Linked DNA regions of Homo sapiens: region 2 is linked to region 1. The links are chromatin loops, found by intact Hi-C in ENCODE. Cell type or tissue: HepG2. All regions are shown on one strand. Links, peaks and the distances in the headings refer to the core of each region. The heading gives the core; the rest is flanking DNA.

The links. Hi-C counts contacts between places; a loop is a spot of excess contacts. Peaks named below come from ENCODE experiments on the same cell type or tissue, not always from the same donor. Only the 100,000 strongest peaks of a DNase experiment are listed, where the experiment ranks them.
Region 2: a loop joins it to region 1, with 22 times the contacts of the local background. A loop is called at or near these places in 78 of 110 quality-filtered maps.

Annotation. Positions count from the first base shown.
Region 1 is chr17:40,789,792-40,795,289 of GRCh38, forward strand. It overlaps KRT28 (keratin 28), which reads right to left. Exons shown (of 8, transcript NM_181535.3): 6 at 4,038-4,255; 7 at 3,364-3,419; 8 at 2,405-2,778. The coding sequence ends at 2,636. Among named protein-coding and RNA genes, the nearest start is that of KRT28, 7.4 kb to the right of the region's middle. In HepG2, for the core only: a CTCF peak has its summit at 2,201; a DNase peak (open chromatin) is centred at 2,200; H3K27me3 peaks cover 694 bases.
Region 2 is chr17:40,612,803-40,618,060 of GRCh38, forward strand. No RefSeq gene overlaps it. Among named protein-coding and RNA genes, the nearest start is that of SMARCE1, 32 kb to the right of the region's middle. RefSeq lists enhancers at 1,987-2,106, 2,387-2,976. In HepG2, for the core only: CTCF peaks have their summits at 2,997 and 5,152; DNase peaks (open chromatin) are centred at 2,989 and 5,149; H3K27me3 peaks cover 1,390 bases.

The sequences.
Region 1 (5,498 bases), core at 174-5,173:
AAGCCAGGCTTTCCATTCAAACCAGAACTTGCTCTCTGAGTATAAAAAGAAGACATTGGTCTTCTAAAAAATATGAATGACCAAGGAACCCTATCATATACTTTTTTTTTTTTGAAACAGAGTCTTGCTCTGTCACCCAGGCTGGAGTGCAGTGGTGCCATCTTGGCTCATTGCAACTGCCACCTCCCGGGTTCAAGTGATTCTCGTGCCTCAGCCTCCTGAGTAGCTGGGATTACATGGGTGTGCCACCACGCCCAGCTAATTTTTGTATTTTTAGTAGAGATGGGGTTTCTTCCTGTTGGCCAGGCTGGTCTCGAACTCCTGACCTCAGGTGATCCAACCGCCTTGGACTCCCAAAGTGTTGGGATTACAAGAATGAGCCACTGCGCCCAGCCTATCATATAGTTTTTTCTGCTGCTTTCCTGCTTGCCTGTGTTGCCAACTGCATAAGTGGAAAATGATGACATAGAAAGATCAAACAATCCATAGTTCCTTTTCCTTTCAGTCTTTTTACTCATTGGTAAACCAAAGGTAGAGAATGCTGGTAGAAGGTGGGTATATACAGAAGTGAAATAAAAACAATTGAGTTTGTTTTGTGCAGTGTTTCCACTGTTTTGGTAGGAACAAAATACATATGCATGTATGAGCTACAAATTATGAATTGTGTGATTTTGGGGATTCTGTATACAAGTTAAATGTTCTTTTGCTTGGATTTCAAACTGGCATGGCACAATATAAAAACTCATAGTAACATGTATGCCAATAATTTAGAACTTTAATTTTTCATTATGATATGGTTTGGCTCTGTACCTCCACCCAAATCTCACCTTGAATTGTAATCCCCATGTGTTGAGACAGGGAAGTGATTGGATTATGGGGGTGGTTTCCCCCTGGTGTTCTCTGAGATAGTGTGAATTCTCACGAGATCTGATGGTTTTATAAATGGTAGTTTTTTCTGTGCCCTCACACACTCTCCCTTTCCCGCCACTATGTGAAGAAGGTCTTTGCTTCCCTTCACCTTCTGCCATGACTACAAGTTTACTGAGGCCTCCCCAGCCATATGGAACTATGAGTCAATTAAACCTCTTCTTTATAAATTACCCAGTCTCAGGTAGTTTCTTTATAGCAGTGTGAGAATGGACTAATACACTTTACTTAGAACAAAACTAAATAGCAAAAAAAAAAAAAAAAAAAAAGAAAAGAAAAAAAAAGAAAGGAAACAAAACAGCAACAACAACAACAACAACAGAAAACCCCAAATCAAAACAACAAAATCCAGGACAAATTGAAAACATAAATGCAGATGCAAGGAAACAGCTTGATATTTTAGTGCCTTTGGGTGATACATTTTTCCTGATTGTTGAACAAGGAATCCTATGTTTTCATTTGGCGCTAGGTCCTGAAAATTATGTAGCTGGCCCTGAATATTGTACATTTGGAAATCATTTCTCTGTGGATTTCTAGTATTTGCTTCATTTGATGGCTTTTGGCTGAAGATTTTGTAAATATCTCATTCTTTGCCACTTCTCTGAATCCCATGTGACTGGAGGATTGTGAGACAGAATTCCTTCTCTTGCTGGAGATTTTCACTGGAATCAGGCCATATACCAGAGAAATAAAGGAGCTGCTTTCCTTTTAGGCAATTTAATATTTGTTGGGAATTCCTACCATACATTTTGATCCAGAAAGGTATAAATAGTCATAATCACAAGAATCATGATGTTCATCAGCCTCATGGGGCTTCACATTCGAGAACAGGTGTTGGTGGGTTAAATTTGGCCTGCTATGTGTTTTTGTACAGACTGTGAGCTAGGAATGGTTTTACATTTTTAAATGGTCAAAAAAAGTTAAAAGAAGAAGAATATTCCACGACAGGTAAAAATATTTACAATTCAAATTTCAGCATTAATAAATTAAGTTTTATTGGAACACAGTCATGTTCATTCATTCATCTATTGTCTACGGCTGAGGTTTGTAGTTGAAATAGAGACTTTACGGCCTGCCATGCCTAAAATATTTACTATCTGGGTCTTCACAAAAAAAGCTTCTGACCCCTGTTCTAGGAAAAGTGTCACTAACACAAGCCATATTGCTGTGGATTTTTCCGGAGATTATCCTGTTTAGACGAGGAATGGTATCCTGGGTATTGTGGAAAGAAGAGTTTGAGAGAGGCTCTTGGTAAAATACCAGGAATGCGTCATCTAGTGGTGAGACTTTTCAGTCACAGGAGAATTTCTGAAGTTTTTGATTATTTGCCCACATAGACACGATGTGATTTAAAGATTATGCATAGTGAATGTTTCATATTCAAATGCCATGTGGCGGTATTGACTATTATTTAAAACAACAGTGAAAGGCAATTAAAATATATTCCACAAGTGTTTCTCTATGAATGAGACATAGAAAAAAATCACAAATAGTTATTTATTAGTCATCAGTGAATGGAAATGAATGCACATCAACTTTTTTATTTATTGGAAACAAACACTCAATATCCTGTAAAACTAAGAAAACAGGTATTTTTGCTAAGTAATGTATCTTTAAAAGTAAAAAGTGTGTATATTCTCTCTGATATTTAGAATAATGCAATTGTACAGGATCCTTTCCCAAATTATTCTTTTCTCTAAAATGACAGCTAGAAAGGAACCCTTTGTTCTGTCTTGCCGTTGGTCATTTTAGATGTCTTTTCTTCAATGGAGTGAATCCTTGATGAAAGAACTTTACCACGTTGATCTAGCTCTTCAACCACTGTCTTTACCAGTGTGGTTTTGGATAAATCTAGAAATAAAACATAGGCATACATATATTCAACCAAAAAGATTACATGACAATTCCACTGCTAGTTCAATATAATATATTATGCATATTTTTGATTGAGGGAGTAAGTATATATTTATAATAATAGCTTGGGATAGTTTTAGCCACTTGATACTTCCTATTCAGAACAGTTTAGCTAAAACTACTTAAATATTGACTACGGTTGTAGTGTATGACTGCCATTAATGTAAAAGTATTGCTGTGATAGAAATAGAACTAGAGGGCTCATGCTTGTGATCCTAGCACTTTGGGAGGCCGAGGTGGGCAGATCACCTGAGGTCAGGAGTTTGAGACCAGCCTGGCCAACATGGTGAAACTCCGTCTCTATTAAAAATATAAAAACTAGCTGGGCATGGTGGTGGGTGCCTGTAATCCCAGCTACTCAAGAGGCTGGGGCAGGAGAATCACTTGAACCCAGGAGGTGGAGGTTGCAGTGAGCCGAGATAGCACCATTGCATTCCAGCCTGGGCAACAGAGCGAGACTCTGTCTCAAAAAAATTTAAAAAAAGAAAAGAAAAGAAAAGAAATAGAACTAGATTTTATTACCTTTAGATGAATTCCCAGGGCTTCCTGATCCAAAGCCCTTTGATTTGGAGCATGAACTGTAAAAGAAATATAGTTTATTCTTTTATATTTCTGCTTACTATCGCTTCAGAAATATTCATTGACTCAATGAATGAAATTTGTATGCCAAAAACAGGTCTTAGTTTTCTATAGAGGAAACTCTTAAGATTTTTATGTGTAGGAGCTGAAAGTAATTAAATGTTATCTAAAGAGAGAATATAAATAAATCTTGTTTCCATTTGATTTTTTTTTTTACACCCAAGAATTTAAAACTTAAGGACATACATATATATATGGATCCAGGTGGTTTGTACAGAGTACATTTATTTCAGGGCAGCAGTGAAATTAGGTATGCACTGAAAGAAGGATAAAGCCTGCTTGTGGGAGGTGGAGAGAATCTTGAAACCCACAGTGATTAACATGGACAACAGATGGGAATGGCTGCAGGAACATTTCCAGTCATCTAATGCAGAGGAGAACACTGTGATGAACAGGATTTGGAAGAGATGACTCTCTTCCAAAAAAACAAGAGATGGACATGCTTTTCTGCAGTGGGAATGAAAAAGAAAAGGCTTGGAAGTATGGAAGGCTAATGGGCAGCCCACATTTGTAGCTTAAAAGAGGTAAAAACTGGATTTTCAAATGGCTTTACTTACTTTCCATCTCCATCTATCAGGCGGCAGTAGGTCTCAATTTCTTTTTCCAAGTGGACCTTGACATCGAGGAGATGCTCATACTCCAGCTTCTGGCCCTCGGTCTCGGTTCTGACCTGGTGCAGCTGCTCCTCCAGGGCCCCGATCTGAGCCTGGATCTGCGCCAGCTGCGTACAGTAGTTGCTCTCGGTCTCTGTCAAGGAGCACTCCAGGGAGTGTTTCTGAGGACATCAAAGAAGCCGTGGCAAGGGATGAAAACACTCTGAGGACTAGTAGAACATTGTTTCTCAGTAATCAGCAGGATTGCTCCCTGGGCAATTGTGGAAATTTGTGAGGCTTGTCACAATCAAATGGGAAAGAAAGGAGGCTGGCATTTATGAAGTGAGGGCCAGGCATGATGGACGTGGGATCCTGACCCGGGATAAATGGCCCTTTTCCCACAAGACTTTTGATGTTCCACTGGACATTGATGATATATAGGTCATATTTCTATTAAAACCAACTGATATATTAAAGCACCTTTTAAGGGTAGCAGAATAAAAAATCGATATGGGAAAACTTGTATTTTGAAATTATATATTTATTTCAGGGTTACCTGTTGTTTCCATCTTACTCTGCTACTGTCCCCGCAGATCCACTCCGCTAGTGTTCCATGGCCTTTTGTGCTACTGCTTTTTTTTTCTCTAATCCATCCTTGATTTTCTAGCCTCTATCAAAGGTCTTTTATTAAGGTACCTGAGATTGAATGAGTGCCTTAACAGATGTGAGATTTCAAGGCAAGAGCTATATCTCATAACACAATACAGGTCATTATTTCGACACTACTCTTATGAATATCATACTTCCTCTTTGCTACTTCTACAGTCTGTAATTTGTCTTGGCACCTGCTGCCTCCTTTAATTAAGGTAATTTTCCTCTTTCCCTTATTATAGATAAATATGTCTGGGCAATTATTACTTCTGTTGATATTAGTTATTATCCAAGTGTCCACCCCAACTTCCACTCTTTCATTTTCCTTTTCTTGTGTGGAGGAACTTCTGATCTTACATGGTTGAAAATGAAAGATTTATTAAGAGAAGATGCAAGGCTCTGCCTCTTTCATTACATTTTCTAGGGTAGTTAGGCCCAAGTATTTACCTAGTAAATACATTTTATCTTAAAATACTTGCCTTTTTATTGCATTTATGGTATTATACTTTAAAAAATAATTTTGTATATTTCTAAATCTATTACCTAGTGACTTCATTCTAGCATTGCAAAGAAGGAATTACACAATATTTGTCTTAACGGGCAGACATTGGGTCTAATGGGGCTGAGAACCTAACACTGACTTAGAGCTACTGACTTAGGCAAACAGACGTGTTACATGGAGGGTGCTGGGCTCTCCAGGAGCAGGTAAGTGGAAGGAGATCAGGATGGTAATGCGGAGAGTAAGGCAACAGGTAGCAAGACGCCAGTGAGGCG
Region 2 (5,258 bases), core at 259-5,258, 180 kb before region 1:
TGAGGTAGTCATGCCACCCGGGAAAGTGGGCAATGCTGCCTAAGAACAGTGCCCACATTCCAGCAAACTGTCATCCCAGAGCCTTGCAACCTCCTCTCCAAACGCTTGCAAAAAAACAAGTGTGAGCGCTAACAGACTCCTTGCCGGAAACCAGGTAGCCAGAGAAGCTAGTGACGCACCTGAGGAGGAAACCAGGGATCAGGACACTTCAAAGACCCAGTGCTGGCAAGGTGCCCCGGGCGAGGGTGACTGTCAGGACATTTCTGCATCATCCAGTTATGAAAGCTGATTCTATTTAATTCAGTTTAATTAAAACAGGGGGGCCAGTTCCACCCAAAGGCAGAAGACGCTGTCAGCGGATGCAGAGTGAGATCTGAGGACCAGGAAGCAAAAGTAGCACCTCCCTCGAATCTGCCACTGATGACTGCCATCACCCCATTACTCCCTTCCAGTTACCCTTCGCGACTCACTCATCCCTTACCCCTCGGGAAGACACTGTCCAGGGCAGAGTCTCCCAGTCCAGGGCCCTCGGCTCTGGTGACCACATGCTCTGCACTAAAAATCAGCAACACATGATCAGGCAAATGTGAAGGTCCAAGGCACTAGGGGGCCAGCATATTTGAAATCGAGATGCCCAAAGGGCAATGAGACCAGGAATTCAGGTCCCTGTTCCCATTGCCTTTTGGGAAAGGCAGTAGTGTGGCTTAGTTGAACTGAGGACAGACAGGGACTTGCTGGGAAGGGGAAATCAAGGTGCAGGTTCTCTTGGAAGGAGGCAGGATCACAAGCGGGTCCTGGGGTGGAGAGGGGGAAGGTGTGAGTGGAAAGAGCAAGTGTGCGTGACACAACCGGCACAGTCGGCCTCTTTCTCCACTGGATGGGAACTCCCTAAGGCAGAGGGCTTTGTGTTTTGTACATTGTTGTGTCCCCAGCACCTAGAACAGAGCCTGATACATTGTAGGAGCTCAGTAAATATTTATTGGATGAGTTGTAATATTTATTGTAAATATTAGTAAATATTTATTGAGTTGAGTTGGTCTTTCCAGTGAAGTGGTTGCTTCTCTGTGAAGCTCTGTGGGAAACATAAATGGTGGGAGATAGGTTACCTGTCGTTAGGGCTGGCCATATGTGAGCCCTATAACCATTTGGTATTCATTCATTCATTCATTCATTCATTCATTCATGGAATATTTGCCCAGCTTCTATTCTGTAATATATTGTATTAGTCACTTGGGGCACAAATATGAAAGCCAACACATATTTCTTCAGGACAGGTGCAGTGGCTCACACCTGTAGTCCCAGCACTTTGGGAGGCTGAGGCAGGAGGATCCCTTGAGGTCAGGAGTTCAAGACTAGCCTGGGTGACATAGCGAGACCTTGTCTCTACAAAAAATTAAAAAATAAATCCAGACAGAGCAGTGTACCTGTAGTCTTAGCTACTTGGGAGGCTGAGGTGGGAGGATCGCTTGAGCCCAAGACTTGGAGGCTGCAGTGAGCTATGATTGTGCCACTGCACTCCAGCCTGGGTGACAGAGTGAGACCCTATTGTTAAAAAATTAATTAATTAATTAAAAATATTTCTTTAATACCCATCATGAGCCAGGCTCTGGGGGATACCATGGTGCCTCAGGCTGGAAACACCTTCTTTGGTAGAAGACACAGACTGTCTAAGCCACAGACGGGGGCGCGTCGGTCTCTCTCTGGAAGTGGAGATGCTGGGAAAGGCTTTGCAGAGGAAGGCACATTTGGGCTGCATCCTGACAGCAGGGCAGGCGTTCGTCAGGCTGGGGAGGTGTGGGGCAGCACCGGAGCAGAGTGTCAGTGTGTGTCATGGCTTGGTTTCCCTCAGAGGCCTGCTGGGGCCACCTTTTAGCTACACTCTTCACACCTCATTTTCCCACTTCCCAGACCCTCTGAACATGTCCTTCTCTCTTACTGGTTGCTCCCAGTTTTGCTCATCCCAGGGCCTTGCACCATGTGTAGCACAAAGATTCATTACGATCAATACCAGTTAGTCTAGGAACTGTTCTCAGAGCTCGGTGACATCCCTGGTGTGGGTGCAGCTGGGGACAGCAGCGGGACTTTGACTCCCATTTCCTCTCATGAGCTCCTTGGCCTGGCTCCCCCGGGAACTTGTTGTGAGAGGAGGATCACAACAAGGCTGGGCAGGATGAGGGCATCCCTGGGTTCTCTGTGCCATTGAAATACAACACGGCCCCTGCCGCAGGTGAGTGGATAGTGGGCCCATGTGGTTTAGCATAACCCAGAGCCAATGTCCTCAACAGGGCTGCCGATATGGTAGTGCTCACCCTTCACCTGGAGGCGGCTATGCTCCAGGGCACAATTTGACACACTTTAACAGGACAGCGTGTTGGTGCATTGGACTAGAGGGCCTTTAAGATCTCTTCCAACTGCACGCTTCATTCTGATCCAGTGATTCTTTCTGGCCTTGAGCTGGGAACATCAGAACCCAGTCCCGTGGTGGCTGCCAGAAGATACTGTTAAAATGCAACTAGAAGAATGTTGTTTTGGTTCTTTCACACATCAGCTGCTAATCTTTGTAGGATTTTCCCCTTCCCAGGGTTAAGAGAGAGAAGAGGAAGTGAAAACAGGAGGGGAGAATTTTCTTAAAGCACCTCTTGCCTTGTAGACAACAACCAAAAACCCCCTAGGGTTTGAACAGTGCTGTGTACTTTTTTTTTTTTTTGTAGCTTGTTCCCATCTACAGCCTGCCTCATTTGGTTCTCAGAGCTCCCCCAGGTGGGAGGCAGAATTCTGAACTGCCCCAATTCCACTCTTATTTGCAGACAGGGGGCATTCCTGGGGCTGGAGGGAAGGGCTGAGGACTGGCTCTTCTGGCAGAAGGAGGTATTTTACAGTCATTCTGGAGAGGCACTGGGGGTTTCTGAGTTTCTTCATGAAAGCTGGGCAGAGCCTTCTCTACACCTGGTGGAGAAAGGTCTGTGTGAACAGGGATTAAGCTGACTGTCCTCTGGGTGGAGCCCTTCGGCCATGGAAGGCGGAGGAGCTGGACTTCCGAGCACCGATTCAGCATCTGCTGATCTCTCCCAACCACCAGCCTCTCCTGGCTATTGGAGATCTCCGACTCCAAGGCCCAAGCCCTCCCAGTTGAGAGCTCCCAAGTGCAGTATCTACTGCCAAGACAGGGGTATCTTCCCCAGAGTCCAGTAGGCATGTTTCCAAATTTTCTTGTTGTTTAACAGATTTCATTGACAACTCAAAACATGCAGCTGGCTAGTGGGAAGCAGGGAGAATCTGGAGGCAAATGAGATGGAGCCCTCGTTCTCCAAGAGGTGGCTGTTCTCCTGATGCAGACAGACATGGACACAAACACAGTGTGAGGATGGAATGGAAGCGTGGTGGGGAGGGGAGGAGAGGGAGCGCTACACAGGACCAAGGCAGCCTCACCATTGCACGTTGGAGCCCTGATGCCCAGTCCCAGGGCATAGTCTCCCAATCCAGGGCCCCCTGCTCTGGTGACCTCATGCTCTGCACTAAAAATCAGCAACACACAACCGGGCAAGTGTGAAGGTCCAAGGCGCCAGGGGGCCAGTGTATTTGAAATAGAGATGGTCCCAGAAATTCAGGTCCCTGTTCCCATCGCCCTTTGGGAAAGGCGGTAGTGTGGCTCAGTTGAACTGAGAACAGAAAGGGGACTTGCTGGGAAGGGAGATTAGGTGGTCCTCTCCTGCCTCCTGGGAGTTTTGGCTGGGGATTGGGAAACTGGGACTGGAAGAGAAGCTGGGGATCAGGGATGTCAGGAGAGAAGGGGCAGTCTTCACTTTGTTTGGCAGAGATCAAGCGCAGGGCCATTTGGCATGCCAGCAGGGCTGAAAATGAGCCACTGTAGGACCTGGGTACACAGGGCCCCTCTCCCCCTCATGCACTCCGAGGCCCATTCTTATGCCTCTCAGACAAGTATGGTGAGTTGATCCTAGATTCAGTCTGGGTTGGGGATCAGAGCCCTGAGCCTCTCCCAGCCTGCACTGGCCAGCCCCTCCTGTCCTTCTGGCTAGTCTCTGCTCCTTCCCATCTCTGCCCTGGACTTTCCCCATAGAGCCTTCACTCCCTCATGCAATCCCCTTCTCTCCACTTCCGCTGCCCTCTCCCAACTGCTCAGAAGCTGTGCTTCCATGAGGCCTTCCCTTAGGAGTGCCTGTCTTCCCTTTCTGAGCTCCCCTGGTTCAGGGGGCCATGCATATGACAACTGCCAGAGGGTTTTGGTTCATTTCTTTGTTCTGTCTCCAAGGTTCTGACTCCTTGGGGCTGAACCCAGGTCTCCTTCACCTCTGAGTTTCCCCCATCACTTGGCTCTTCATTAAGCCATCAGTAAGTACTGCATGAGCAAAAGGACAAGATTTATCATTGGATCTCAGAGGATGGCCTCTGTCTACCATCTTATTTTCTGAAGAAGTGGCTGTTTGCTTTCCAGGAAGAGGCCGGGGAGAGAGCTGGAAGGAGGGTCCATAGCAGATTTCTCCCAGGAATCTGGAAGAGCTGAAGTCTCATGAGGATCAGGACTGTGGGCTCAGGGGGCACCTAGCCGGGCGCTTGGGAACGACAGACCAGTTTGCTGGTTTAGGCAGGAGAAAGGGGGTAGAAATCTTGTTAATTTCTGGCAGTGTAGAAATCTACCCAGTCTACCAGTTTGGGAGAGGGTTGGTTTTCAGGGTGAGGCCAGAAGAAATTCCACACAGATGTATTCCAGCTCCTTCTTTCTGGGGGTACAGAGTAGGGTGAGCTATAAAGAGTGAAGGGATGGGACCACCTCCAAGAGCAGCCACCTCTGACCCAAGAACCATGTTTCCAAATGGACAGAGTTGATTTAACAACGACTCAAATATCCTACAAGTTAATACCTACTTCTTTCTCCTCAATCAAGGCCCAGTCATCCCTGGGGAGAAGCCTTGAGTGCTGGGCTGGGCCCTGGGTGGGGAATTTAATGTGCTGTCATTTTACTGACATCTGTAGAGGTTTGAAACTGGACAAACAGGAAGTGTCCTGTCTTTAACACTTGCACAATCTCAAGCCTTTTGTGAAATATCAAGGAGTGGAGGTCGCAGGGGCCCGTGGTGTGAGGTGCTGTGAGGTAGCCCTGGACCTGTCTCTGATCCTGAGAGCTGGGCCCTCTGCAGCTGAGAACGTGCCCTGCAGCCGCTTTCCCTCCTTAGCCGTCGTGCACAACCTGTGCTGTGAGACGCTGCTGCTTGCCTGGCACTGCTGTTGAATCAGTCTCC